Regions from separate parts of the Homo sapiens genome. Here all the other regions are linked to region 5. The links are chromatin loops, found by intact Hi-C in ENCODE. Cell type or tissue: mammary epithelial cell. All regions are shown on one strand.

Region 1 (5,000 bases), 160 kb after region 5:
AAATTAAATTGCTACCCCAAAAACCTTGCCTCAGGAGGAAATTAACATGGAAGCAAAGAGAGGGGGGAAAGGAAAGACAATAAGGCAAAATTGTCAAACAGAAAAAAAAAATAAAGAGACCTAATCATCTGAGTAAGGAACAAAGGGGTCACAGTTCATGTTTGTCATGTGACAAGCCTGAAGGATTCAGGGGAAAGAGCCATATTACAGCTGCCAGCACAGAGTTGAAAAGAAGGTCATTCCAACAGGATGCAGCAGAGAGCCTGAGGCAATGTTATAAATGAAAAAAACCCCAAGGGACATTCAGTAACCCAACAGAAATGTCTTTCATAATTCACAACTTTATGAAGGTGATAGCATTCTCTTCCCCCAAATAGCAGCTAACTTAGAAAGTCAATCTTTCTTGAATCTGAATACAAAATATATAGCATTTTTATTCCTGAGCTTTGATTTGGCAAAGTCCACAACTGTAACTTGTCAATCACAATGACCTGGCCAGAATAACCAGCTACTCTCAGTTATCCACAGTCAAGGGGGTAGAGAGTGCACAGGTAACTTACAGCCATAAAAACCAAACCTGCTTTTTCACCATCAGTTTTAATTTTCCTCTGCCTCACCAAGTCCTTTCCCCAGAGTTGACTAGGACTGATTTCTGGTCACATTAGAAATCACAAAGAATACTAATGTGGTTAAGGGCCCAGAGTTTGCAAGAAGAAGAAGAAGAAGAAGAAAAAAAAAAAAAAACGCTGTTTATTCTTCTCACTGTTAGTGTACTGTTCACTTCGGAAATAGAAGGTTTTCCCATGTAACTTTCTACATGAGGATATTCCTTAATCTGGATTCTTCACCTGGATGAAAATGAAAGATGAAACGACCAATTCATTTCCCAGGTGCACAAAAGATGTCCTAGGAAGCCTACTCAAACCTAAATGTTAACATCTTCTAAAATTGCCAGATCAATTATGTTAGCCTTCATAATTGTTACTCATTAATGTTACCCAGCCCACTAACAACTTATCTCACCTAATTTGTTTTGTTATACCACTGAACTAAGTTTCTTGTTTTTATAATGAAACTTCTGAGGAACTCTATTGCTCTAACAAGAAAAAATGGAAAATCATCAGTTATCAATTTTAGATAAATAACACCATTTTAATAATGATACTAAATAACCAAAAATAACTAGTAATCCAATTTTTATCCCTCAACTTAATACAGCAGTGTTGTGAAATAAAACCTTTAAAGATTTTTCTACTTCTTTTTCCACATTTCCTTAAATTGGATGACTGCTCTAAGTCAGAAGCAGAAAGGACATCTTTATGAACCCAGTGGCTTCGGGAATCCTGTTGGGGTTTGCAGTGACTCCATACGGGCCTCTCCTCCCAAGAGCCACCATCCACGGTAATGTAGCTTCATGCTAGTCTACGTTCTGATTCCATTCAAAATTCTCTGGGTTACTGGGTACCTACTATGGGCAAGAACTGTGCTAGGCGGCATAAGATATACAGAACTGAATGGTGGCAAACACTCGTTGTCTCCTCCATAGGCAATCTCAAATTACTTAATTTCTCTGTGCCTCAGTTTCCGAATCTGCAAAATAGGGATAGTAACACTAATTATCTCAAATGGCTGGTTTGAAGATTAAATGACAATGGCATACGCTCTCTAAATGTTGGCCCTATTCTCATAATGAATTCCCTAGTCAGTAGGAAGGCACTGAAGGTTTACAAACAGGAAACAGTGTAATTCTAGCTCCAGACCTTTTTTCCCATCCCGTAGTTAAAACTAGTTAAACTTTTCCTACCTAGGTCCTATTATCTCAAGTCTTCACTAAATCACTGGTTACTGAACTCAAGAGAAATCATTTGTGCTGCCATACTTACCTTGTCCCTCTCAGTGAAATTTCTGAATTTTAAGGGAGCCTTGAATGCCTAAAGCTCCAAAGTAGACTGATGGCCATTTCAGACATGTGACGGGTGGACAGTAAGTTTTTCTTACACCCCTCAAATTAAATAGTGGAGGAGCCTGCTGCTGTACAGAATCAACTAAGCTTTTCAATATTGTCTCTAGAAACTAAAAGTCAATCTCTTTCATTCAATTCCCTGAATCCTACGACTAATAAAAGCAAAATTTGTGTCCCTGAATCTGAACAGTTAACCAAACACAAAAACTGAGAATTTCTTAATAGAGGAATCAAGAGGCAAAGATTCATGACATTCTCAGATTCTACCTGATTTACACTAAGTCCCAACCTCATGCCACCATGGCAGCTCTTAAGGGATAGCTCAAGTCTTTTCAGCTTTAAGGAGGAAACAAGGTCCAAATGTGAGAAATAGGGAGTAGAATGAAGACTTGGCTCCAGAAAAAAGAAAAAAAACTGAACATCTTCTAAGTCTCAGAAGCAAAAATAAATAAATGTGCCCTGGATACCTGACCCAGTGTAACAAGAACACTGAAAATCTATATTCACAATACCCAAGCTTCTAGGCCTTAAAGGGGAACACAGGACAGAAAAATACTGAGCTTCAAAATTCACTGCCCTCTGCTGGTCAACAAGCAGAACTTCTGAAGCAACAGATCTCTCATCTTTATCACCTTCATTTTATTCCTTTCTAGTTATTTCAGAATACAGACAACACTGCATGTTAACTTCTGCCCCATTTCATCACTCCTAAATGTCTATGTTTCAATAGTACTTTACAGAAGAAAACACTGATGTGACACGGAATCACTGGCTTCAAGTTACAATTCTAGCTCTGTAATTATGAGAGCTATAGAGATAATATACTGCCTGTCATAGCTAATGATCACCCCCATCTTTATCTCCAACAGAACGCTCTCTCATTTTCCAGATGCCACTGTTCAATTTCTTAATGATTTCCAATTGAATGTATTATAAGTATCCCAAATTCTACATGTTTCAAACTATCATTCCTTCCCTTCCTCCTCTTCATTTCAAGGAATGCCTAAGCCAGAAAATTGGATGTCATCCTCAAATCTTTCTCTATAGTCCATCTGCCACTTATCTATTCTACCCCCTTAATAGTTTCTAAGCCATCTACTTTTACATTTTCACTTCCATTATCTTCTGCCTAGATTACTTCAACAGCCTTCTAAAAAACCTCCCTATTTCCAGTGTTAATATTGCTTACACTGCAGTGAGAAGGATCTTTCAAAAATAATCTGACAAAATTGTTTTCTTGCTTGAAATGCTCCAGTGGCTAAGATTTTCCTATAAGAACCAAGTCTAAACATCTAAGCATGACATATATGGCCATCCATGACCACACCAAAGTTTCTCTCCCTAGTCTCATCTCTCATTCCTTTCTTCTTGTCTCAAACTATTGATTATGAACAAAATATTTTTCCTTTTTGATACAGACAATTAATTGCACATAGCATTCTCTCTTCACTGAACTCCACTGATCCTATCCTTATTGCCACATCATCTAAGTTCTTTTGGATTCAGCTAGGATATCAAGTGTCCCCAGTGCCTACAAACACAAACTTACCCCAGGTCTAGCCTAGGTGCAACTCCTATGCACTTTAGTAGTACTTTTTATTTCCCTCTACCATCATACGTCTTCAGTGCAATGTAATTTTCTCTTTAACTTATCACTTACTAGAATAAAAAGATTTTGTACCTGTGAATACTTTACAGTGTTTGGCATTTAGGTGATATCATCTGTAGGAGAACCATGTGTTTGGAGTCACCCAATAACATCACTTATATGAATAAACAGTGAAAATAAACCACCCTATGAGCTTTGGACCTTCTAATTCAAGATCCTGCTGTCATTGTCAGCTTTAAGCCAAACCAATCTGGGGTGAAAGGTGGGGTATGTAAAGTCCTTTGATGGTTTATTCACAACTATTACCCAGCCCTCTAACATCTTACCTCACCTACTCATCCCCACCAAACTGCTACTAGATGGAATTTGTTCAAAAGACTATTTTCTGCCATTTTCTCCAAACATTAAGAAAGTGCTTCAGCCCACCAAGGAATTCGACACACAAGAACAGCAAAAAGCCAAATAAACAGTGAATTCTGAAAGGCAGTAAATTGATTATTTCCTATGGCCAAGCTGACAACCTCATGTCAAGACTTTCCTACTTACACTATGGTTATTTTCTTTAAACTTTTACTAAGACACTTGCAAAGACCTCTGAAAACTCACATAAACTATGTCCAGAGATCGGTTTTACCTATTATTTTCTTAAAATTTATTCAAAGGACTGCTAAACATTTTTCTTTAAGAATTAGCTTTGATTTTTCCTTGGAGAACTGTGAATATAAGTAAGAGCTATAATATAATAAGGGTTGCTGTGCCTCAAAACTAAAGGTGAATTTATCAATATCTTTAAATGTATTAACAGTAGCTTTGTTTAAAACTCTAGTAATTCTAGAGTTGGTGAGTTGCATACAGGCTGATAGAAAAATAACTCGAATGAAATATGAATTTATAGAAAAAAAGAGAAACCATTAGAAATTGGAAACATAAAAAAACCATTTTTATTTTCATAAATTCTTTAAAAGATATATGACCATTAATAATAACATATCAGGGAGGTTAGAACATATGTAGCAGTAAAGTAGGTGACAACAATAGCACAAAGGATGGAAGGGTGTGTATAATTAACTATTTGGTTTGGATTTATTTATTTATTTATTTATTTATTTATTTATTTATTTATTTAGAGGCGGAGTTTCGCTCATTGCCCAGGCTGGAGTGCAATGGCGCAATCTCGGCTCACCGCAACCTCTGCCTCCCAGGTTCAAGCGATTCCCCTGTCTCAGCCTCTCGAGTAGCTGGGATTACAAGCACCTGCCACCAAGCCCGGCTAACTTTTGTAGTTTTAGTAGAGATGGGGTTTCTCCATGTTGGTCAGGCTGGTCTCGAACTCCTGACCTCAGGTGATCCGCCTGCCTTGGCCTCCCAAAGTGCTGGGATTACAGGCGTGAGCTACCGCGCCCAGCCAAATTACTTGGTTTTAAAAGA
Region 2 (5,000 bases), 140 kb after region 5:
CCTGCCCAGATTCCTAACCTGCAAAATGGTAGGTATAATAAAGTGGATATTGTTTTATTTTTTATTTTTTTGAGACAGAGCCTTCTTCTGTCACCCAGGCTGGAGTGCGGTGGTGTGATCACGGCTCACTGCAACCTCTGCCCTCCCCCTACCACCTCCCCAGGCTCAAGCAATCCTCCTACCTCAGCCTCCCGAGTAGTTGGGACCACAGGCATGCACTACCATACCCAGCTACTTCTTTTACAGAGATGCCTCACCATGTTGCCCAGGCTGGTCTCAAACTCCTGGGCTCAAGGGATCTGCCTATTTTGGCCTCCCAAAGTGCTGGGATTACATGTGTGAGCCACTGTGCCCAGCCTGGATGTTTTTTAAATAACTAAGTTTTGAGGGTAATCTGTTATGCAGCAATAGACAACCAGAACACTCACGAACTCCAGCATTACATAAAATCATTATAGGCCAGGCACAGTGGCTCAGGCCTGTAATCCCAGCACTTTGGGAGGCAGAGCTGGGAGTTTGAGACCAGCCTGGGCAACATAGAGAGACCTTGTCACTACTAAAAATAAAAAAAGAGCCAGGTGTGGTTACATGAACCTGCAGTCCCAGCTACCTGAGAGGCTGAGTCAGGAGGGTTGCTTGAACTCAGGAGGTTGAGGCTGCAGTGAGCCATGATTGTGCCACTGCACTCCAGCCTAAGCAACAGAAAGACCCTGTCACAAAACAAACAAACAAGCAAATTTCAGGTGGGCTAAGGAGTTAATGTGAAAAACAAAACTATAAAACTTTTAAAAGACATTAGAGGAAACTATGTTTATGAATTTGTATGTAGAAGGGGAAGATTTCTGAAACCAGACACAATTATACAAACTATAAAGGGAAAGATTAAAGAATGGAACTGTTAAAATTAATAACTTCTGTTCAGCAAAAGCCACCATAACAAAAAAATAAGCCAAAATTGGGAGAATATATTTGCAATACACATAAGTGACTCAAGATTGGTATCCAAAACATATAAAGAACACCCACCTATTAATCTGTCAAGAAAAATAGGCAAAAGATTTGAATAGGTGTGTCACCATGGCCAATTTGCATGTGAAAAAACCCATCCTCGTTAACCAACAGGGAAATTCAAATAGAAACCACAGTGAGCTATCACTTCATGCCCACCAGGCTGGCAAATATTAAAGATGATATCAAGTGTTGGTAAGGATGTGAAATGAGTGGTAGATCTATACCCCACCTGTCAGAATGTAGACTGACCTAGCTACTTGGAAAACTGAAGATGTACAAATCGTATCATCCAGCAACTTTACTTCTACGGAAAGTCCTGAACAAGGAGCCGTGTCTAGAATGTACATAGCATAGCAAGGGAGTCTGGGAGAGTAAAAACCTGAAAACAACCTAAGTGTCCATCACAATCAATGTGTCCATCACAATCAATGTGTCCATCACAATCAATGTCTCCACACAACGGGACTCAAGGCAGCAGGAAACTGAACAACTCACAGCTGTGGCCAAATGATGCTTCTCAGGAGGCTGGTGTCCAGCAGAAAGAAGCACGTTGCAGAAGGCTATGTCCTGTATCATTCCATCATGTGAAGCCCAAAGATATGCAAACAGAAAGTTCTAGTTAGATGAAGAAAGGCGAGAGAATGGTGAATACACAACTCAGGATGATTAATTACTTTTAGTGTAGAGACAAGGGGACAAGGAACGGGGTGGAGGCCACACAGGAATCTCCAAAGTTAGGAGCAGTAGCCTTTTATGAAAGGAGGGTGTGGGGTGCATGAATGCTCCCAGGATCATTATTCTTTTATTCTATTCAATATTATTATTTAACACTGTTGGGGAGCCCCCACACCCGCCACCCACCCCAGGATTGGCTACTGGCATGGTCCAAGGTGCCACTACAGAACAGCTCTTCCCACTGTGACCAGAGCATTGAGTCAGACAGCCGCCAGGGCAACATGCTGCCGGATTCTTCAGTCACCTCCCAGGAGTAAGAAAAGACTTCTCTTTTCCTTTCCAAGCAGGTTTTCCACCTGAGCTACATCCAGGGAAATCTCTGACTCCATTGGATAAAGGGTGATGTATGTGTGAACTGTGCGTGTGGCCAGAGGAGGAGTGGAGAAGGACAACCAGAGGTGAAGAAAGAGTGCTGGTTAGGGCCAAAGACAAGCCGCGAAATAGGAGAGGTTATGGGAAAGCTCCTCACGGCACCCAAGGAACACGAGGATCAACGCTGAATGTACCAATTACCGCACATTGCGTCTACACTCAGGGCCTGATGAAACCAGTTTGATTCTGGCCAACAGCCAGGGGAAGAAACCCCACTGGGCCCACTTTCACAATGCCCTTGAGGATGGGCCTGGTAAATGGGTACCTTGGAAGGAAGAATAAAGGGTTCTGTCCATTCCTGCCAACTTCTTATCCATGCAAGGTCCTAGCATCAATTAAAAATGCCCCGTCCTGTTTGGCCTGTCTGCCAGGGGGCAGGGTGGAATACACTTGCCTCATCTAATACCAGGGATTGCTCTGCCTTCATTTCTCCTAAAGCAAAACTTGGCACTGGCCCCCAGCGTGGCAGAAAGACAAGCCCGTCCCTTCCAGGTCATTCATTCTTGGCCTCAGCTTGGGGCGGGAAGGTAGGAGACGCATGAAGCACCTCGGGAAAGTAGCCCACAGAGCTAGCTCACGGAGCTGGCCCAACTTCTCCAACCTCAGGGTTGGTATCAAAGGGCTGGGGGAACCACTGTGGCTCCAGTTTGCCTGACTTCAGAACTCCAGCGGTTGGGACTTTTTGGTTTTTATCCCATTCGTCTTTTTTTTAAGTTTCTAATCAGCAAGAATCAGCAAAGCAGCCTTTATGGTGCAATAATTCTGCATGTCTTGTTATAAATATCCCCAGGCAAAGTTAGGGTTATTTCATATGACTATCAAAGTAACACGCCCGCTTCGGTTGCAACAAGGAATCTGTGAGGACTAGCGAGCAGGAAGCTTACCAGCTGCATTGTAAGAGGCCTTTCTTTTAATAAAATGGGCACATATTTACCTATAAAAGAGAATGACCAGCTGGGCACATTCAGAGCCCATGTGACATAAAGATACAGAGAGAGAAATCACATTATTTTTGGAATTAAAAAAAAAAAAAGAAAAATTCGCCCATCCACCCACTTCCCAGGAACAGCCCTCAGTTGTGGGTTTTGGCGACATTGATGTTTACAATAAACTCCCAGAGCTCAAAGGCTCCAGGTCCAGTACCAGAGGCCTTGGATCTAAAGAAGATGCTGTGGTCTGGTTTTCTTAAATGGAGAATGAAGAGCCTCCTCCCCTTCCTCTGAACAAACCTCTGATGAAAGTTTGAAATTGTTAAATCCACGATGAAACGATACTCCTATGGTTCTGTTTTATTTACTGCATTCGATCTTGGTTATTTAGACCCTGATGAGGTTCAGCAGGGACACGAGTGAGCTCACAGAGGGGCAGGACAGAGGCAACAAACCCCCGCACTCTGTTCTTTCCTGTGCAAACTTGCTGCTCGGCCTCTTAAGATTTCCAAACTGCAGGCTCCCTACCAGGGAGGACGGCACAACTTTTTTTTTTTTCCCTCAAACTTCCCCAAAGCTGCAAGTTTGTTCTGGCTAAGAGAGAAATGTCTGTGAGGGGTCCGATTTGGTAAGAAGCTTATTTGTTCACTTATGTTTTTAGTTCACTAAGCACTTCACTTGCCCTGGCCTCTGTGAGGACATTTGCATATTGAATCATCCCAATTTGCATATACAGCAGGCACCTTTCCTCTTCGGACAGATCAGTCCGCTGAGGCTGGACAGGGGAGTAACTGCCCAACAGCACATGCTGCCCAGTCACTGGGGCCTTGGGAGGCTGCCCGCGCCTGTCCCTAATCTCTCCCGTCAGAACCCTTCCTGCTCCCCTTCCTCAGGACTCTCCACTATCCAGGTGGGGGAGAAACACGTGCGCCCGTTAGCTGTGACATGGACCCCACCTGGAGGCGGCTCCTCAGGCTCTTGGTCTATGGATATGGCAGCTGTGGGTCCTCCAGTCAAATCACAGATCTAGATTTTGAGTAGGGAAATATGAGCCCTGGCTATAGGGCCACAGGGACCCTCCCTCTGCCCTTTTTACCTCAAACCCTCTGCCTCTATCTGGAGCCCCAAGTTTTATATCCCCCAGGCGCTAATTAAAGGCCTCCCTTGGAGACCTTCCTGGAGGGCATTTCAGGGCAGCTCCCCCACTCCCATCCCACGCTGAGGTGGAGAATGAATGTATTTATCCTCCTGATCTCCATGACCACGTTTCTGAGCTGTGAGAAGATGTGGCCTGACACGTGGCCTGTGCGCCAGGGCGGAAACAGGAGAGGTGGGGTGGGGAGAGGGCGCAGGCAGCTGCTCCTCTGCCGGGTTCTGCCCTGCATCCGCCCCCTGCGTGGTGTCCAGGGACCAGGTGAAACCCAGACCTCCTCTTCCAGCCTGGACCGTGACTGCCACACCGGCAGCTCTGTGCAGGCCTGGGGAGAGAGAACTAATTTCCTTCGCACCCGAAGTGCACACCCAGTGAAGGCATAACCTCCTCGGGGCTCAACCAGGCACCCATGGCTATACTTGGAAGGGATTTCTTCTCTCAAATCCCTTCGTATAACAGACAGACCAGCCTAGTAGATAACAAACTAGTTCTAGCAAAATGACTAGGGAGCCAGTTGCTGGTTAATGGGCCTTTAGTTGGTGCAGGGCTATAAAACTTGGGGCTCCAGTTAGAGGCAGAGGGTTGGAGGTAAAACAAGTCTATTTGTCTTGATTGCAGAGCCGGAGGCTTCATCCCCCCGGACAATAGGATAATGAAAGGGGAGACACCGATCTTCCTCGAGTTTCTAGCTTGAGAGACAACAGGGAATCCCTTTGGGGAGTGATGGCTGGGATACCAGACTTCTTCTATCAACCTGCGTGAGGAGAAGGGTCTCAGCAGGTGAGGAGATGCAGGGAGCT
Region 3 (5,000 bases), 67 kb after region 5:
GCTCACAGCAGATTGTTCTTCTGTTTTGCTGCTCCTTCACCGTCTATACTTTTCCAGTTGACAACATAAGCAGGTATCACTTTTATAATTAAATATCTCCAAATGCTAAAGATGTCATTTGTAAGTAGCCTCTGAATCTCTTAGCCAGCAAAATAATTCTGGACCAGAAACTAAATGAAATCTTTTCCTAAAGTCCAAACCATATGTCCCATGGCTTGGAAGCCTAGACATAGAGAAAAAGAGGCATTTCTTGGCAAAGGAGAGCCAAATGGATAAAAGGGCCCAACCACCCGGGCCCTTCCCTTTTCTCGCCATCCTCATCCTGTGGTCCATCTGTCTTTGCACTTCTTTCCCCAGCCTCACCCCTGAGCAGGATGTCTCCACCCTCTCTGGGTTGGTCCATCCTGCAGCAATGCAGATGAGCCCTCCCTCTGTAATTACCATGCATGGACCACAGGGGAGAGTTGAAAGGATTAACCTGCTGGCCTCTCGGTAAAGCCAGGCCTGGTGTCGAGTTACATGCCTTGGTTCATGAGGTGGCATGGGGTGCCCTAGACAGTGCAGCATGGGAAGGGTGGGGGGTACAGAGCCTAGAGCCAGAAGACAGCTTCGGCAGAATTGGCAGCCTCTTCAAGCTAAACTTCCTTAGCTGTAAAGTGACAAATCCCGTAAGAGTTTTCAGGATTAAGTGTAGGGACACAGCACATAATAGAACAAGAGCTGCAAGGTAAGTGGAGATGAAACCTCATGTGTACTACTCTTCCCAGAGGTTTCCATTGCCCTGAGAATCCTCTTTCCCATCCCTCCTTAGGCCTCTTTATGATTGTACCAGCAGTTTGAAAGGAACCTCAGGAGTCTTGGGGTGTTTCAGTTTGGTTTGGTTCAGTTCAGTGTAGGGTATCTTCTCAGTCTACCAATGATTTCCTTGACCTCATTTTAAAGATTAAATGAGATATAAACCCTTAAAGCAGCCAGCTCACTCTTTGGCACATAATGCTATTCAATGAGTAGTAACTGGCATTAGAGCCATTGTCCCCCGTAAGCTTGAAGTTGACCATTGTGCCAATCACCACAGGGGCAGCATGGTGGGGTCTGGAGCCACCTCTGTGTCTACCCAGCCATGCATCCTTGAGTGTTACATATTTGTGACTCGGTGTCTCCATTTGTAAATGAGAGGCTGAACTTGGTTGTCCTGGAGATCCTTCACAGTTTAAGAAAGTATGCTCTGACACTTCAGAATGACAGGGTCTCAATTGATGTTGACTTGCCTCCTCGTTGGTCTCTCTGCTCAACCTCCTTTACACTGGTTCTCAACTCAGTTGAGACTTGGAGAGTTTTTTTTAAAAAAAATACAGATGCCTGGGCTTCATTCCCAACCAATTACATCAGAATAGCTGGGGATGGGGGCCCAGCATCATTATTTTTTCAGAGTTGCCCAGGTGATGCCACTGTGTAGCCAGGGTTAAGAACCACTGCATTATGCAAATGATGTAGTCAAAGCAAGGCAAAACAGACAGGATTTGGATAAGCCAGAAGCTGTGTCTGTGAGAAGGCGTGATTTCAGATGTGGCACCTTGACTGTCTCACTCCTAAATGTGCTCTTTTACTTACTGTCCCTGACAACATAGCCTGACACCAGTCGCTATTGCCCTTGAGACCAAATCTAAACTCCTTGACCCGGCTCACATGGCTTTTTACGATCTGGCTTCTGCTGCTTCAGCCTCATTTTTCAGCCAGCCTGACTACACCCCAATAGAGAGTAATCACATGGCAGGGTTTGGCTACAAGCCTTTGTATCTTCCGCACCCTTCTCCCTGCTTACCTAACCTTACCTCCTGCCCCTGTACCTGGCCAACTTCTTCTCCTTCAGGTCTCCAATGAGCTTTCTCTTTCTTCCCTGCCAACCCCAGATTGAGTTAGGTGAGCCAGGTGCACCTCCTGAGCCCACTGTGCACACCCAGTGACACACTTGATCACACTGCACTTGACCCACACTCCCAGCCCCGACGACTTAAATTCCACAAAAGCAAGGACTGTGGCTTATTTACTACTGCATCCCCTGTATCTGGCATAGTGAGCCCCCACTAATACTGGTGGAAAGAGTGAATGAGTAACTGAATGATTACACAAGAAACAAAGAAATTCTTAAGAACCTGAGTCACAGGAAATTAGAGATATCAGGTCCATAAAATGAATGAATACACAAGAAAAAATTCTTAATGAATGATTCACGCTAAGCCAAATGTAGGATCCTAGCCCCATACTCTCTTTGACTTAAGACCATTCTTTAATGCACAGTGTGGACAGCACACGATGCCAGGGAGAGTGGAGAGAACCAGACTCACTTCCCACCAAATGGGCTTGGTTTCCTCAGAGATTAGGTCTTGCATTATTTGCTCTATAAACAAGAGTAATCAACAGAGTGCTAATTTTTTTTTTTTAAGACAAAGTCTCGCTCTGTTGCCCAGGCTGGAGTGCAGTGACATGATCTTGGCTCACTACAACCTCCATCTCCCGGGTTCAGGCAGTTCTCTGCCTCAACCTCCCGAGTTGCTGGGATTACAGGTGCGTGCCACCACGCCCGGCTAATTTTTGTATTTTTAGTAGAGACAGGGTTTCACCATGTTGGTCAGGCTCGTCTTGAACTCCTGACCTTGGGATCTGCCCACCTCAGCCTCCCAAAGTGCTGGGATTACAGGCATGAGCCACCATGCCCAAGCCTCAGAGTGCTAATATTAAAAAGCTAATATTGAGTGGAATTCAGTATCTGTCATTTTTAATGAACTTTTTTTTAGTGAACATATTTTGAGTGAACTTTCCAATCTTATTAGTTAATGAAATATGTACAGTAAAATAATACAGTGTTTGAGATTTACCTCAGAATAACCAGTGGAAAGGAGAATGAGGCATAGAGGTAGAGTTGAAACAAAATTAACCAGGAATTGACAGCTTTTGAAGCTGGTTGATGGTCATATGGGGGTTCATTCTATTATTTTCTCTGCTTTGGCATAAGTTTGAAATTGTTCAAAATAAAATGTTTTAAAAAGTAAAAAAAATAGTTAAAATAGTAATGATCATCCTTAAAAAACAAAAAGAAATTGGTGGAAGAAAGTCGTTCTCAGCATTGCCACTTGATTCAATGAGTGAAAAAAAAAAAAAAAAAAAAATTCCAAAACCAGCCATACATCGTCTGGAGCCAGCTTGGTCTTGGCTAGTTGGAAAACAGGAATGTTCTCCAAGGTTAGTAAACTGTAATGAGTTCCACATAGTTTTCAGGCATCAGAGTTTACAAATCACTGCAGTTTGATTTGTAACTCCATTCACATGTCCACAAGAAATACAGCCTGTGCCGATTTTCCCCATTATTTGCTTAGCCAAACAATACTTTTCCACAGCACAGTCCTGCCAATCTCAAAAACCACCCAGGGACGCCATTTTACGACCCTTGGCACCACGTGCCCCCTCCACTGTGTTTTCACAACTCCAACGTTCCTCCTTTTAAAGTTGGCAGAAATCAGCAGCCCTGCGTTTCTTTTTATTACTCCCAGCGTTTGTTGCTTCCAATGGGGAACGTTTTCTTCTCTGAGAGGCTTTCACCTCCGCCAGGCCTGTGCCTCCGCGGCCCAAGCACCCTTCCCTTCCAGCCCTTTCCTCTTTCTCTCCACACCCCTTGCCTGCTCTGCTTCCACGGAGCCCACGCAGCCTTTTCTGCCCTGGCAGCGCGCGTTTTTCAGCCCCTTCCATCGGGTCTGGCCGAGCTGGCCGCCAGCGTTCCCACGGCCTGGCGGGGGGTCTGCGGTTTCACCAGGCAAGGGGGCCCCCGAGACAGGGCCTGGGCCTTTCTTGCTGCCCTTTGACTGGACCCCCTCATAAGAAAAATTCCCTGGCTAGGTTTCCTCTTGTGCTGGGTGGAATTCAGGCCTTCCTCAGCTTTTCGTCTCCTCTGGTCTTGGTGGAGGCCGCCTGAAGAGTCCACTTCTCCCCACTGTCTCTCCCACCCGGACGCCCAGGCGGCCTCTAGGTTATTCGTGGGGCCAGCTCTGCTAGTGCTCGCTTCAGATCTCCCTCTTGCTCTTCTCTTTGCAGCTTTTTTCTATTTTAACTACATTGGAAGTGAAGATGCCTCATTGCATCCACACCCGAGGTTGTTTTTTGTTCTTGGTTTTTGCATCTTAAAAACCATTTAAATGACACTTCTCTCCTATTTTTAGAAAGGTCTATAAACAATGCACCTCCAGGATTGTTCCTTTTTCTCCTTAAATCCTGTGCCTTAGCACTTGCAGTCTTTTAAGAGCTGCTTTTATAGAAATTTTTGTTGACTGGCTTGGAATACTTTCTATTGCTGTGCATTTTTTGAGTTCACCACGAGCACACTGGATTTCCTCATCAACCCTGAGAAAAAGTTAAAGTTATTTTATAAAACAAAGTGAGACTTAATTTTAAAAAAAATGGAGACAGAGAAGTCGATTCACCTAGATTACAGCTAGTAACTAGCCAAACCCCATTCTCATTCCGCACTCCTCAGTCCTGGTTCCTTTACACATTCACCCCGTATAGGTTTATTAATCACTCATTCTGTGCAAGCGTACATCCAAGTCTAGACCTGAAAATGAGAGTTTATCTAAAAATTAAAAAACAGGATTTTTAAAAGAACAAAATACCTACTTTTCCTCTCTTACTAAAGTGACAAGATCACTGATACTGACTTATTTCGGTATAGGTGCTTGGATTTCATTGTAAAATTCTCACTCCACAAATATATGGCAGAAATAAAACTCTAGACCATAAGCTTTCATTCGATATTGGTAATTCTTTTCATTCCAATCGTTGTAAGGGAGGCCCCTTTAGGACCAGACAGACTGTGCACAAATACCCCAATGCTGCTTAACTAGTTGGGCAAGTTAATCATCTTTTCGAGCCTATTTCTTCATCTTTAAAATGAAGATAATGGATTTGTTACATATATAAAGTACTAAGGATGGTACAAGGCATCTGGAAAG
Region 4 (5,000 bases), 87 kb after region 5:
AGAAGAGTGATAGCATCTAGCACACTCTTGAGTGGCTTTGCTGAAAGCTTATTTCTCAGAAGGGAGGAAAAGTGGATGTTGTGAATTCATTTCCTTCAGAAAAACAGGTGCTGAACCTGCTGCTGCCCCATAAACCCCTGCCTATTTCCACCAAGTACCTTGGAAACAAGAGACCCATCATCTCGAGTTTGTAAAAGCCCCAGAAAGGACATTGCCAGATTAGAACAAAGGCTTAAGGAAAGATTTCAGAAAATTCAGAGGCCTGAAGGAAATAAGCACAAGGCCAGAGAACCTAACAGAAACACACTAAACTTTAAAAACCGTGGTACTTAGAGAGTAAAGTTAAATGATCCCATTTAAGGAAGGAAAGGTTTCTAAAGACAGTAGCCAATGGGACTGACTCTGCTTTGCAGGTTCATTTCTGATGAGCTAAGACTGTAGGCGGGTGTTAGACAGGATAGAAAGACAGACACAAAGGAGCCTGCCAAGAAAATGAATGGCCAATGTGCACTTCACCGTGTGCAGAAAATGGTAACGCAGCAAGAAGGATCATTTCAGTTCTCTGGCCAGCCAGTGCTTAGAGGCAAGGCAGCATGATGAGCAGTCACCAGAGAGAAGCATGAGTGCTCAGCTGTTCTCTGTCATCTGCTCCCCGTGACATAGCAGTGGCTCTACTCTGGAGACTAGATAGAACAGCATAGTAAAGGAAAAAATGGAGCCAGGATGATCAAGAGAGAGTAAAAGAACACCTGGTGGCTTAAAGCAGTTCAGCGCTAGGCCCATGAGACTCTAGCCCAGGGGCAAGATGACCTTCATAGGAGCGCTTCTGACTCTCACTTTAATAAACCCTAGCAGGATCCCAGAGTGGTCACTGAGCAGGGCCAAAAATCTGAAAAGGGCCAGTGTTTCTCGACTTTTCCAAGAGTGGGTAACAATGAATTGGAGCAACATTATGTTGTGAGCCTCACTGCCCATCCAGGGCCAGACCTCAGAGTGGATTATTAAACAAGTGGCTTGTGAACCTAGAAGGAAGAAAAGATGGTGAGAACTCAGGGTCAGCATGGGGAGGACTTCTAACCCCAAGTCCTTCCTGTTAGCTTCATTCACTTTGGACACATTGGGAGATCAGGGCTTTGTCCGCCACCATGCCCGGCTAATTTTTTGTATTTTTAGTAGAGACGGGGTTTCGTCATGTTGGCCAGGCTGGTCTCAAGACTCCTGACCTCAGATAATCCACCTGCCTCGGCCTCCCAAAGTGCTGGGATTACAGGCGTGAACCACCACGCCCAGCCGATAAGATATTTTCACTGGAGTCTAGATCCTTCCTTGTGCTAAGTTTTGTAATTAAATCTCACAAGAAAATAAAAAGCAATAGCATAAGTTCTCGCTTCTCTTGCTTGTGTAACTCTCATTGCTGTTTAAAATCTCCTTGGTAAATAAGTGTTTAGGTCAGTATCTTACAGTTGGCGTGATGCCAAGATGACAAAGCCCCAGAGTGGGGATCCCAGGTAGAACCAGGAGGAACCTGCAGAGGCTTCCCCACTCCTACCCCTCAGGCTGGGCTAAGGGCCCCGGTTCTGCCCTGTCTTAAGAGTGGCCACACCTCAGCCTAGTTTTCAGCTCCTTAAAGCAAAACAGTATCTCCTCTGGGTCAGGAGGCTAAGCAGGTAGAACATGTGCAAGGAAGATTTTCAGAGCAGTGGGCTCCTTTCCTGCAGGGAACCAAGACTCCTGTGGTAAGGGGGTTGCCAGGAAAAGGACAGAATAAAGCAGCAGCCCATTCCACTGAGATGAGTGTCGTCATCAGCATCTTCTACCTGATCTGAGTTTCTTTATATGGAAAGTGGATTACCCAGCTAAAGACCCCCAAGTACTGTCATCTCTCCATGCTGTTTTCTCTGGAAGCGTTGAATAATGCCGCTACAGCTGCTGCTGCTATTGCTTGATTTGCAAGAGAAAGAGCAAAGTGCAAAATAAAAATATTTATCCCATGGTCATCTTGTGCTTCTCATACTCTAGCCCATCTGGACATCAGGGGCCTCTTTGAGGCACTCGGACCACATGTTTGCAACATTGGCTGTCATGCAGGCACTGGGCATCCCCTGCCAGCTCTTGCCCATGGACGGAAGGCACAAATGCCTGTGTCAGCTGATTAAAATGTTCTCAGTCAACATGTCTAGACAAGTATCCACTTATCTTACACCCAGAAATGATTGTGGCCATAGCTACGTTTAGCCATAACATTGACCTGCTTGTTAACATTGTTCCTGAGTTGCTGCCTCCCCCTCATTCTCTTTTGTCTTCCCATTCAGTGGCTTATGTGTGTGTTTTAATACCTGTTTTGTTAGGTTTCTGTTTCAATTCAACAGATTATTTTAAGGCTGGAGGAAAGGAAACCATGCCAAAAGACCAGGTGTTCTTGCTTTCAGAAATGCAGAAATGGACAGGTTTTCTTTATTGCACATCTTGCAGGAGTCGAGGCCTAAAGTTGTTTATGTCTCTGACTCTATGATGGCAGCTCCATCAGGTGGCACAGGGCAGTACACTAGCCTTCCAGCTGTCCACCAGCCTCCCCCAAACCATCACAAATCAACACCTAGGTTCAAGTAAAAGCCACATGCCTGCCCTCCAGGTGCCCATCCCTGCCTGTCTCTAGCCTCATATCTCTGTCCCACACCCTCCTGTGGCCACCAAAGGTGACCGGGAGCTTCTGATGAAGGGTGCCCATTGGCAAGCTTATGCCTCCCCTTGGTCAATATATGCGTTCCATCCAAGAGGATAGAAATTGGGTTCTCACCGACACAATCAAACTTGAAATACCCAAAGACATTTTTTCTACTAAAAGAAACAAGTCTTGGGTGAATCCTTTCACATCTCAGTTTTCTCATCTGCAAAATGGGAATAATAGTGGTTCCTAATTCACTGGGCATTGACGAGGGTTACAGGATTTAAATCATGTAAAGCACTTAGAAGAGGCCTGACCAGCCCTAATCTACTCAGCTCCTTTTATCTTCACTGAATGAATGAATGAATGAATGAATGCAAATTGAGCCTCTACAAACATGTCGTAAGTGAAAAACGCACATGCAGATTTGATTAGTGACATAACAAGAAGTGGAAAAAAATCACCTCTTAGATGTGGACATGTTTAGTACTTTATGTTTGCAGTTTGCACTGTGAAATACCTTTTTTTTTTCCAGGACTACACTTTGTTATATGAAGAGGCAAAATATTTTCAGCTTCAGCCCATGTTGTTGGAGATGGAAAGATGGAAGCAGGACAGAGAAACTGGTCGATTTTCAAGGCCCTGTGAGTGCCTCGTCGTGCGTGTGGCCCCAGACCTCGGAGAAAGGATCACGCTAAGCGGTGACAAATCCTTGATAGAAGAAGTATTTCCAGAGATCGGCGACGTGATGTGTAACTCTGTCAATGCAGGCTGGAATCACGACTCGACGCACGTCATCAGGTTTCCACTAAATGGCTACTGTCACCTCAACTCAGTCCAGGTATAGCATTGTTACGCACTGTGTGGCATCAAATGCCACTCTTACTGTTGTCACTTAACCTTGCCCTCACATGGTGCCTTTCCTCCAAAGAGCTTAGAAACTCACTCAGTGACACTTCTGTTGGGTAGGTGAATTATCACCCTCTATAGCAGTCATTCCGTAAGTCTTGTGATTGTGCCAGGTGCTGGGATGAGCACTGGAGATACAGAAGAGACAGATATAGAACACGACAGCTGGGCACGGTGGCACACGCCTATAGTCCCAGCCACTCCAGAGGCTAAGGCAGGAGGATCACTTGAGCCCAGGAGTTCAGGTTCAGCCTGGGCAACATAGTGAGACAGACAGACACAGAACACGATGGACAGCTCTGTGTTCATGGAACTGCATTATGGGAGTGGAGTGGGAGGCAAACAGTCAACATAAATATATTGCCCAGGAGGTGGTAAGTGGATTTCTGGGGCAGAGTATGCTGGCATATTGAGGACTATCAGGAAAGCCAGTTTGGCTTGAAGAAAGTGACTCAGGGAGAGAGAGTACCCAGACAGGAGGCCCGGGAAAATCAGGGACAGATCACGGAGAGCCTCGTTAGGAGGTGGCAAGTGCCCTAGGATTGTTTATTTTGGCATCTTTTGGTTTTGGTTCGTTTGTGTATGTGAGCCAAATGGAAATCCATTGGAGGGTTTTGAGCAGAAGGGAGAACTGACAGAACTCGTATTTTAAAGTGAACATTGCGACAGCAGCTAGAGAATAGGAGAAACAAGGAGACCAGGCAGCAAGCTGTGGTTCAAGCAGCTGAAAAGTGTCCAGTTGTGTGTGTCTGGAGGGTAGAGCTAATAAGGTTTTCTGACGATGGCTGTGGGTTGTGAGACATAAGCCCGGGATGACTAAGATTTTTGACAGAGGAACTGGGTGAGTGGAACTGCCATTTCCTGAGATGGAGAAGTGTAGGGGAGCAAGAGATGTGGGGGTGGAATTGAGAACTCAGAGGCTAATGTGTGCTGAGCACCGACTCTCTGCCCTACCCTGGGCCATGGCCTGAGCATGTGTTGTCTTCTTACAACCCTAACAGGTAAGCACTGTTAATCCTCTCTGTCTTGCTGATGGGAAGGCAGAGGCACACCTGGGTCTCGATTCCAGCTCCGTGTGACACAAAACCATTTGAAGTCAATGGAGTGAGGGTTCTAGTTTTTTCCCTCTTTTTAACTGGAATGGGCCCATGACTTTGTTCAGTATTTAGTCAGCAGAACCCTTCCCAAAGCACAGAGACTAGAAGCACCCACTCTTCTGTGCTGCCTCTTGAGGATTGTTCCACTACTATTTATAACTCTTTAAAATATATGAACAGATGTCTGAGAACAGAAGAGCAGAAAACTGGCAGAAAATGTTCCCTAAGCATGCTAGCGGAAGGCACATGCTCCCAGGCGGCGGGCTGGCTGCTGGGTCGCAGGGTTCCCGAGGACGAGATTCGCGTTCTCACCTGTGCGGAGAGCGTCC
Region 5 (5,000 bases):
TCCTATGGGAAAGCGAGACCCGGCGAGCTCTTTGGCTGCTTTTCCAGTTTCCGAGGTGCCCGCCCCCGCGCGCCTGAGGCAGCGCAGCCCGGAGGGCGAACGAATGGCGGTTGGCAAACTTTGAGTGAGAGTGCGCTCCGGATCCGAATTGCCGAATTGTGGCTGCGGCAGGGTCGGCCGAGACACAAGTTCGCTTTTTCCGCCTGCCCGATGGGCCTTAGGGAGACTTCAGCTCCAGCTTGGTGGAGCGCCTCGCCCGAGGGAGTTGTGTCACTTTGCTCAGGGGCAGGGAGGGCGGCGCCCTGGGCGGGTGGGGAAGGGTCCCTGTGGCCCCTGGGGTCCCAAGCGCCTCTTCCCTCGTCTCCCCTCCCACCGGCCCCTCCCAGTCTTCTCTGCCTCGCTCCTTCCCGGGGCTGGCTGGACCGGCGCGGACTTGCCCCAGACCTACGGGGAGCGCCCCAGGTCTTTAATGACAGCTTAAATGTGGCTGTTGGAAAAGTCGAAAGGGATGTGGCTGACGTGGGGCGTGTTTCGCTCCTTTGCAAGAGTCGGAAAGGGAGTTGGGAGCCGCGCGGCTGGCCCCAGGCCCCCGCGCCTCGCCGCCAGCAAGTAGGTGGGGGAGCCGCCGCCGCCGCCAGCCCCATCCCGCTCCCAAGCCTCGCCCGCTGCGCCCTGGCCGCGGGCGCCGAGAGGGTGCGGGGCCTCGCCGTGCCTCCTCCACCCTGCTCATTAACCTGCCTGCTCCGCTCCGCTCCGGGCGGCCCCAGACACGGGTTTCCCGCGGCAGCACCCGCGGCCCGCCCGGCGCAGCCGCCGCCCCGACCCCCCGGCTCCGGGGGGCAATGAGGGGGCAGTGGAAGGGGCACTGCTCCTCGGGCATTACTTAGAGAAACGAGACCGTCCCGCCCTCTCGCCGGCCCTCCCTCTCTCCCGCCCGGGCCCGCGCAATTCTCCGCCAGAGGGTAAGTTGGGAGTGTTTCGCCCCCACCGACAGCTCTCCCTCCCTTTCCTTTTTTTTTTCCTTCAAAGTTTTCTTAGAAGTGGGAGCCGGGTGGGGGAGGAAGAAGGTCTGGTCAGCCTCCGTCCTTTACCCTATCTCTCCGGTCTAACTTGTCCCCCCCTCCCCCCTCCCCTCCATCCCCTGCGCGCCGCTGCCCCTCCGGAGCTGCGCTCGGGAATGACAATTGGAGCGCGGCTCCTTTAAGAGCCCGGCTTTGCCTCCCGGTAGCTGAAGGTCATTAAACACAAAAGCTCTCAGCGCTGCGGTCCAATATAGCGCATGCGCCCTGCCCGAGGACTGGCAGAGAGACGGCAATATGGCGAGAATGCCTGGCAGCGGGGACTGTAACACCAGCGCGGGCGGCAGCGCCAGCGCTGCCGCCGCCGCCGCCGAGAACAATGGGGAGCGGGGCGAGGGCGAGCGCGGCGCGGGGGGCCGCGGCCGCCGCCACAGCCGTCCGCACTACTGCAGCGCGGGCGAGGAGGAGGAGGAAGAGGAGGAGGAGGACGAGATCCAGGAGGTGCAGATAACGGGGGACGAGGAGGAGGAGGAGGACGGAGGTGGGGGGCTGGAGGAGGACGAGGAGGAGGAGGAAGAGGAGGAGATGGGGCTGGACTGGGACGAGCCCCTGGAGCCCGAGGACTCGGCCGGGGAGGAGCTGGAGCCCGAGCCGGTCCATATGATCAATATGGACCAGAGCGCCGCGCTGGAGCCCGAGGCGCCGCCGCGACTGCTGGCGCCCCGGGCCCGCGGTGGGCCGCCCGGGGACGGCTCCGAGCTGGACCCCGACGTGCTGCAGCGCCCCGAGCGGGCCCGGCTGAGCGAGAACACCCGGCTGGCCACCCGCTACGCCGTGCGCATCTTCCGGGAGTACCTGAGCGAGAAGGCGCAGAGCCCGGACTTCGAGACCATGGACAAGGGGGCGCTGTGCCGCGTGCTGCGCTCCTTCTATGCCGAGGCCCGCTCCAAAAGCGGCCAGCTCTACAGCAAGTCGTCGCTCATCAGCATCCGCAGCTCCCTCAACCGCTACCTCAATGAGCCCCCGTACTGCCGCACGCTCGACCTCACCAAGGACCCCGAGCTGCGCAGCGCCAACCTGACGCTGGCCGCGGTCATCCGCAAGCTCGAGGAGCAGGGCGCCGGGCCGGTGGTGCAGAAGCAAGCCATCACGCGCGCCGACCTGCGCAAGCTGTACACCTCCAGCGTCTTCAGCACCAACACGCCCTTCGGGCTGCTCAACAAGGTCTGGTTCGAGACGTGCATGTACTTCTGTACCCGCGGCCGCGAGAACCAGCGTGAGTTGGAGGAGGACTCTTTTGGGCTGGCCATGGACGAGGACGGTCGCAAGTTCGTCTACTTCAAGTCCCTCGGGCCCTACCACAAGTCGCGCTCGTCGTCGTGGAGCAAGAAGCGCGCCGAGAGCAGCGACGAGGAGAACTTGCCCCGCATGTATGAGACGGGCACCGAGTTCTGCCCCTACGCCAGCTTCGTCAAGTACCTGTCGAAACGCAACCCTCTCTGCAAGGCGTTCTTCCAGCGGCCCCGGGACCACTGCAGCGAGGGCGATGTGACCTGGTACGAGAACAAAGCCATCGGCAAGAACTTGCTAGGCACTCGGATGCAGATGCTCTCCAAGGCGGCCAAGCTCTCCAAGACCTACACCAACCACTGCATCGGCGCCGTCTCCATCGCCACGCTCAACAGCATCGCGGGCATTGGCACCAAGCTGGGCTCGCCCGCCCCGCAGGGCTGCTACGCCGAGGCTCTGAACGGGGCGGCACGGCACCACTCCCACCACCCCCCCACCCATCCCTCCCACCACCACCGCCCCCAGCCGCCCTCGCTGGGGAACACTTACATCCTCCCCAAAGACAGCCAGGTCGGGCCCGACGTGAAATCCGAGGCTGCGCCCAAGCGCGCCCTGTACGAGTCTGTGTTCGGGTCGGGGGAAATCTGCGGCCCCACTTCCCCCAAAAGACTTTGTATCCGCCCCTCGGAGCCTGTGGATGCGGTGGTGGTGGTTTCCGTGAAACACGACCCCCTGCCTCTTCTTCCAGAAGCCAATGGGCACAGAAGCACCAATTCTCCCACAATAGTTTCACCTGCTATTGTTTCCCCCACCCAGGTAACCAAACCAAACTCTATGCATGAAATGTTTCTTTGGTACCACTTCGGGACTAACTTTTGTGCTAATGCAGCTCTGGGTAGGGGGGAAGTTTTAAAAAGTAGGTAATGTACTGAATCGGATTTCGTTTCACCCTTAGAAGTTAACTCTCTTGGTGCTTTTTGGGAAACTTTACACCTAACCTTAAAAGATGTGAGAGAGGGCATGCTACCTAACAAATCACTGCTGTGCAGTAAGGCGAAAAACTTCAAAGTTCGCCGAACAAAAGGATTAGCTCACTCTTGCAGCCGCTCTTCATTGAATGCATGAGTTTTATAAGGCAAAGACTGCGAGAACACTGTAAATGTAAAGGAAGCAGTTACTTAAGACATATTTGAATCAAGTAACCCTTAAAAGACTCTATTACGTATTCGCCATGACCTTAGAAGGTAGAAAAACAGTTATAAATTATTGAAAAGAAAACGTGCCAATCCCACTTCCTGTAGCTTTTTTTTTTTTTTTTAAAGAAAAGGGGTGGAGAGTGGAGAGCCAGGCAGTTGAGTGCCAGTTTATACTGTAACATGTAGTTGAATGTAAACTGGCAGTGTGGGGTGCAATTTCCATAAACTAAAGTGGGAACGTGGTATCTGCAATTCCAGTCAGGCTACAAATTGGAGTATGGGCCTGTGGTGCCCAGCACTGTGGGCACTGAAACATTGCTGTCTCCCCCTAGCCCCACGGAGCTCACTATCTAGGGGGCAGATAATACCTACGAAGTAGATAATTAGAGTAAGAGTGCTATCCCAGCAGCTGAGTCAGCATGGACAAATCACTTCACTTCTCCTTGGCTTCACTATCCTCATCAAAGAGGAAGAAACTATTTCCACCCTAACATGATTTAAGTCTAAGCAGTGCCAAATTCTGGGTCGAGACTGGGGCCTCTAGTGTTAGATTCTTCTTTCCTTATTTTCCCCAAGGTAGTATTTTCGTGAGTATTATTAAAGTTATATTCATGTTTTGGACACTCTCTAGTCTAGGAGTCAGAAACCAGGGGTCTTTGGACACTGTGTTCTATTCTGCAGGCAGGAGTACCCACTGGAGGTTTTACAACTTTGACCTGCCTGCCATCAAGCAGAAGTAGGAATTTTGCAGGTCTGAAGGTATAGTGCAGGCCCTCCAGGAACATATGTCAGGTACCTCTGTGCTTTTTCCAAAGTGGAAATTCCAGTTCTGGACACACTGACCCTTTCAAACGTTTACCAGCTAATGGGCAAGCCTCAAGGCCAACTGAGAAAGGGGCTGCGAGTGGTAATATAAACACCAAAGTTCTCTAAAATACACAAGACCTGTAGGCTATGTGTCTTCTGTACTTCAGGTGTGTAGTCTATTTCTGACAGGTTGTGTTAGTGAATTTTAAGAATGGAGAGGAGAATTTAGGGTTTGCTTTTTCTTTGAAAGCAAAAATAAATGTTCATATTCTTCTGATACAGTAAAAACCCTTGAAATGCCCTAATTTAGAATAGCACCTGATTAATTAAGAGTTAAAAGTCTAAGAAAGTTTATTAAGGCGTGCATGGCCTTGGGATAACAATGAAACCATTTGTCTACTGGCATCTGTCTGCTGGTTTCTTGACACCAGTGTAATATAGAATTGTGACGTAAAGAACCACAAAATATAAGAGGGTTTCGTTTCATTGGTTTTGTTTTGTTCTAAGGAATGCAGTCTTTCAGTCATTATCTTTTATTTACCTGAGTAAAATAAATCAGTTCCAAAAAACTGTATACTGATGCTTTTATTATTCTTGCATTATTGTCAGGTAACTCCTAAGTTAAATATAGATTTGAGTGTCCATATATGGCTTATATGATTATTATGGCTCTCAAACAAGATCTTAG
Region 6 (5,000 bases), 240 kb after region 5:
CAGCTTGGGCGACAGAGTGAGACTTCATCTCAAAAATAAAAAATAAAAAATAAATATTAATAGGATGACCATGGACAAGTTTCTTCCCACGTCTATTCATTGATCCCCTTATCTGTAAAATGGGAGTGAAAATGACCCTCTCATGTAATTTTGTGTGAAAACTGTATTAGAAACTAAAACTGCATCAGAAACTAAAAATTGGTATTATTTATTCATTGAAAAATAAGAAATATATATTACCATAAATAACATACTTTAACAAAAATTAACATATCAAAATTTAAAAATAGATCAAGAGTGGTACTGCCTTCTATTTTTACAAATCTTTTTAAAATCCACGGGTCCTCTTGCATTTTGAATGGGATCTGTTACTCAGACATGGTTTTGCAACATCATCCATTGGTAATATGGAAAATACTAGTTCACTGAGTCATACAGTTCTTCCAAATTTAGATTCTAATACATAATCCAAAATTACATGTATCTCCACCAACCAAATCAGAAAATATAACTATTGGAAAGCTGTCAAAGTCATGGTAATAGATATGTTTTGCAAAGTTTTCATTTTTGCTTGATAGCTCCAACTTTATCATTGGCAAAAAAAAAAAAAAAAAAAAAAAAAAAAAAAAAAATACTGTCAGGTTTTTTCCCTAAAGTGACAGACTCACTTCATTCATTTTCATGAAAATGTCTGTCAAATGCTGGTCTATATATACTTATAGTTCCTAAATTTATAATGAACATCAGAAATATGTTCATTATAAGGATTTTTAAAATACAAGTTCCTGCCATACCCAATCCCCAGAGATTTTATTCTAGATTAGATCAGCTCCAGGAACCAAAATTTTAACAAATTCCCTGGGTAACTCTGAGACTGCTGATCTATAGTATACTAGGAAATATTTAGTTATCAATTGTTTCCTGAAGTATGTACTAGCTCTTTCCTATATTCATGTTCTCAGTTCAATTATCAATTTCTTTTTTTTTTTTTTTTTTTTGAGACAGAGTCTCACTCTGTTGCCCAGGCTGCCAGGTTGGAGTGAAATGGCACAGTCTCGGCTCACTGCATCCTCCGCCTCCCAGGTTCCAGCGATTCCCCTGTCCCAGCCTCCCAAGTAGCTGGGACTACAGGCATGCACCACCACACCCAGCTAATTTTGTATTTTTAGTAGAGACAGGGTTTCACCATGTTGGCCAGGCTGATCTCGAACTCCAGACCTCAGATGATCCGCCCACCTCGGCCTCCCAAAGTGCTCGGATTACAGGTGTGAGCCACTACGCCTGGCCTAATTTAATTTCTTAACAAGAAATTTTTAGATTTTTCACACCACAGCATTATAACTGTCTCTTGGCTTTGACCATTCTTGAGAATGCTCATGACAAATAAATAAGATATGCCCTATCTCCTACCTATATAACTTCAACCTTCACTTCATGGTGTACCTACCTCTAACGTCCTCCTTCTCAGTTTATTCTGCACTAAAGTACACAGATAAATTTTCCTGAACATAACTTTACTATGACAACATATGACTAAAAACTCTGAAAGACTTCACAATATAATCTCCAAGTCTTCACTCATATAATTCACTTGGAATGTTCAACAACCTCATTTCTTTTTTCTCTCTCTCTTTTTTATTAAGACACCCAGGCTGGAGTGCAGCGGTGCAATCTCACCTTTCTGCAGCCTTCACTTCCGGAGCTCAGGTCATTCTCCCGCCTCAGCCTCCCAAGTAGCTAGGATTACAGGCGTGCGCCACCATGCCCAACTAATTTTGGGGGGTTTTTTGTTTTTGGCTTGAGTGCAATGGCTCCATCTCGGCTCACTGCAACCTCTGCCTCCCAGGTTCAAGCAATTCTCCCTGCCTCAGCCTCCCAAGTAGCTGGGACTACAGGCGCACCACCACACCCGGCTCATTTTTGTATTTTTAGTGGAGATGGAGTTTCGCCACGTTGGTCAGGCTGGTCTCGAACTCCTGACCTCAGGTGATCTTCCCAACTCAGCCTCCCAGAGTGCTGGGATTACAAGCGTGAGCATACACAAGGACAAACAGACTCGTAATACATAAAACAATGAATTATATATGATGAAAGTTAAATAAGTTAATATACACTAGACAATCTAATTCCTGCAGTATGGAAAAAATGGACATTAAAATTGATGGAGTAATACCATCTATGCAAACAGCACATAATCTGGTCCTATATTATTTTCCAAGAGTGTCTTTTTAAAGTAATAAAAATCACACTAAAACCCCTAGTTGTTAAAACACCTTCACTACCAGATATAGTATATAGATATTATCCATAAATATTTTATTATGTATCTCTAAAATATAAGGACTTTAAATAAATGATCACATAAAAATATTGATATTAATTCCTTATTATCATCACATCTTCAGTTGAAATACGGTTATGCAAACATGCAGAGGTACTATCCTGTTTGCCACTTCTGATTCTGAAGTATGATGGAAAGAACATGAATCTCTGGCACCCTCTGGTGTTTAAGCACAATACAGCTTCCCAAATTCACCCCAGCTATACTGACAAGCAGAATAGAAAACAGAATCTTCTTAGCAGAAAAAGTCACAAATGAATCCCCCCGAAAAGTGTAAGTTAACAAAATAGTTTTTAAAAACTATGAAAATATCATTCTATATTATTAAATGTCATACAGTTTGGTCAAGACAAGAGCTAATATTATTCGCTACTATTTCTTCTTATTTAACAAAAGAGCCAACATCGAGGGTCTATTATCAGTTTCATTTAAAAAGTAACTGAAGTAAGGCTGGGCACGGTGGCTCATGCCTGTAATTCCAGCACTTTGGGAGGCCGAGGCAGGTGGATCACGAGGTCAGGAGATCGAGACCATCTGACCATCCTGGCTAACACGGTGAAACTCCGTCACTACTAAAAAAATACAAAAAAAATTAGCCGGGTGTGGTGGCGGGTGCCTGTAGACCCAGCTACTCAGGAGGCTGAGGCAGGAGAATGGCGTGAACCCAGGAGGCAGAGCTTGCAGTGAGCCGAGATCGTGCACTGCACTCCAGCCTGGGAGACAGAGTGAGACTCCATCTTAAAAAATAAATAAATAAATAAATAAATAAATAACTGAAGTGATGTAAGTATCCAGGGAAGCAAAATTAAATTTAAAAAGACATCACTATGAAAAGATATGCATAAAGCCATGTGTGACTGTGAATTACTAGAAAGTACTGTACAAAAATGAAAAGTGCACCTTTGTACAAAAATATCTAAGAAATAGCTGAGATTATAAATACTCCTTTTCCAAAACTCACCATTTCAACAAATATTTGAATGCCTATTATGAAACAGGCATTGTTCTAAACACTCGGTATACATACAATGGTAAACAATCATTGTAAGCTTTCATAGACGATTAAGAAGAAGTGGGAAATACATGGAAGCAGGGGTAAACAAATAAATGAACAAAATAATTTTAGATAAGTACCTCAAGACAGCAGATATCACTGTGGAAGCTACTTTATGTTGGTTGGCCAAGCAAAATTTACCTCTCTAAGGAGGTAGATTTGATATATGAAAGACCATGTCATATGAAGACTGAGGGACAGCTTTCACTGCATACCACATCAAAAACTATACAGTGGGTTTTATCAAAATCTCACATAACCCATAAATATACGCCTATGTACCCCCCAAAATTAAACATTAAAAACATTAAAGAAAATAATAAATAAATAAAATTGTACATCAGGACCATGACTAGTGTGTCCGAAGAACAGAAAGGAGGCAAACATGGAGCACGGATCCCTAACACCACAGACCGTGATCCTTGCAATTCAGTTTTTCTGAATATGAGAGATAATTTGCTTATGCAATGGCTTTTCAGTTTTTCTGTTCCCTACAACCTTACCAAATTCTAACAAATATAACCATGGTTTCAGATGGGAATCTTCTATATCGTAAAAAGAAAATTCTTTAAGCCAATTCTCTGCCCCCACCACCCAAATTAACCTAATCACACAATTCTATACAAACTTCATGGAACTGCCATGCTGATTCTAAAATTCATGCACGAGAGAAAAATAACAAGTAAAATTAAGATACCTTCGATAAAAAGGAATATAGAAAAAGGACTTACTTTAACTATGGGCTAGATAAATAAATAAAGATGTTATAACAATCGAAAACACCAAAATAGTAATATCAAAACAAAACAAATATTTGGGAGGCCGAGGCAGGTGGATCACCTGAGGTCAGGAGTTTGAGACTGGCCTGGCCAACATGATGAAACCCCGTCTCTACTAAAAATACAAAAATAAGCTGGGAGTGGTGGCGCGTGCCTGTAGTTCAGCTACTCGGGAGGCTGAGGCACGAGAATCGTTTGAACCCAGCAGGTGGAGGTTGTGGTGAGCTGAGATCGCACCACTGCACTCCAGCCTGGGCAACAGAGTGAAACTGTATCTCAAAAAATAAAATAAAATAAAACAAAAACATATCACTAAAATGAAATTTGCCCTTTTTTAAATGGGAATTTACTATAAGATAAAGGTGGCATTGCAAATAAGAAAGTTAAAGATGATGAACTCTTTACTAACTATTGCTCAGACAATTCATTTGAGGAAAATTTAATCTCTGCCTCACACATTTACAAAAATAAAATCAAGAATTATTGAAGATATAAAGGTAAATATCTGTATTTGAGGTAAGTGCATACAAGTATCTTAGAAGAAGATACAGAAGGCACATCATTCTGGGCTCATAATACGAAAGGATACATTAGAATTCAAAAGCCATAAAGGAAGAGACTGCTAAACTTTATACTGTAATTTAAATTTTCCATATATGAAACACTAAAAACAAATTTCCAAGTTAAACAAAAAACTAGGAGAAAAATACTTACAATGTATATATCAAAGAATTACTACTGTCCAGCATATGTACATAAGTCTGGAAAGCAATAAGTAGTCAACAGATAAATGGGCGAAAGTAATAAGTCAGAAATTTCCCAAAGA

What was found. Hi-C counts contacts between places; a loop is a spot of excess contacts. Peaks named below come from ENCODE experiments on the same cell type or tissue, not always from the same donor. Only the 100,000 strongest peaks of a DNase experiment are listed, where the experiment ranks them.
Region 1: it touches region 5 in a loop (6-fold over the local background); 21 of 110 quality-filtered maps call a loop at or near these places.
Region 2: it touches region 5 in a loop (7-fold over the local background); 15 of 110 quality-filtered maps call a loop at or near these places.
Region 3: it touches region 5 in a loop (5-fold over the local background); 17 of 110 quality-filtered maps call a loop at or near these places.
Region 4: a loop joins it to region 5, with 6 times the contacts of the local background. A loop is called at or near these places in 18 of 110 quality-filtered maps.
Region 6: it touches region 5 in a loop (12-fold over the local background); 11 of 110 quality-filtered maps call a loop at or near these places.

The regions. Positions count from the first base shown.
Region 1 is chr18:26,381,424-26,386,423 of GRCh38, reverse strand. The region is part of intron 14 of TAF4B (TATA-box binding protein associated factor 4b); the gene reads right to left. Among named protein-coding and RNA genes, the nearest start is that of LINC01543, 39 kb to the left of the region's middle. In mammary epithelial cell, a CTCF peak has its summit at 2,548 (motif pointing left); a DNase peak (open chromatin) is centred at 233.
Region 2 is chr18:26,405,834-26,410,833 of GRCh38, reverse strand. No RefSeq gene overlaps it. Among named protein-coding and RNA genes, the nearest start is that of LINC01543, 15 kb to the left of the region's middle. In mammary epithelial cell, no CTCF peak of the experiment used is centred here; a DNase peak (open chromatin) is centred at 2,923; H3K27ac peaks cover 783 bases.
Region 3 is chr18:26,478,208-26,483,207 of GRCh38, reverse strand. All of the region lies in intron 2 of KCTD1 (potassium channel tetramerization domain containing 1), which reads left to right. Among named protein-coding and RNA genes, the nearest start is that of LINC01543, 58 kb to the right of the region's middle. RefSeq lists an enhancer at 1,502-2,701. In mammary epithelial cell, no CTCF peak of the experiment used is centred here; DNase peaks (open chromatin) are centred at 1,837 and 2,157; H3K27ac peaks cover 4,436 bases.
Region 4 is chr18:26,458,126-26,463,125 of GRCh38, reverse strand. KCTD1 (potassium channel tetramerization domain containing 1) reads left to right here. Exons shown (of 5, transcript NM_001142730.3): 4 at 3,201-3,506. Among named protein-coding and RNA genes, the nearest start is that of LINC01543, 38 kb to the right of the region's middle. RefSeq lists enhancers at 2,048-2,197, 2,288-2,587, 4,157-4,226. In mammary epithelial cell, no CTCF peak of the experiment used is centred here; DNase peaks (open chromatin) are centred at 2,215 and 4,375; H3K27ac peaks cover 3,078 bases.
Region 5 is chr18:26,544,853-26,549,852 of GRCh38, reverse strand. It overlaps KCTD1 (potassium channel tetramerization domain containing 1), which reads left to right and starts at 1,300. Exons shown (of 5, transcript NM_001142730.3): 1 at 1,300-3,125. The coding sequence starts at 1,317. It overlaps LOC124904273 (a long non-coding RNA gene), which reads right to left and starts at 2,993. Exons shown (of 2, transcript XR_007066321.1): 1 at 2,859-2,993. RefSeq lists silencers at 259-358, 369-498, 589-818, 1,409-1,468, 1,579-1,688 and 1 more and enhancers at 1-366, 367-1,008, 1,074-1,368, 1,999-2,088, 2,109-2,158 and 1 more. In mammary epithelial cell, a CTCF peak has its summit at 1,918; DNase peaks (open chromatin) are centred at 12, 472, 1,062, 1,912 and 1 weaker place; H3K4me3 peaks cover 5,000 bases; H3K27ac peaks cover 4,809 bases.
Region 6 is chr18:26,304,878-26,309,877 of GRCh38, reverse strand. All of the region lies in intron 9 of TAF4B (TATA-box binding protein associated factor 4b), which reads right to left. Among named protein-coding and RNA genes, the nearest start is that of TAF4B, 81 kb to the right of the region's middle. In mammary epithelial cell, a CTCF peak has its summit at 2,511 (motif pointing left); no DNase peak of the experiment used is centred here.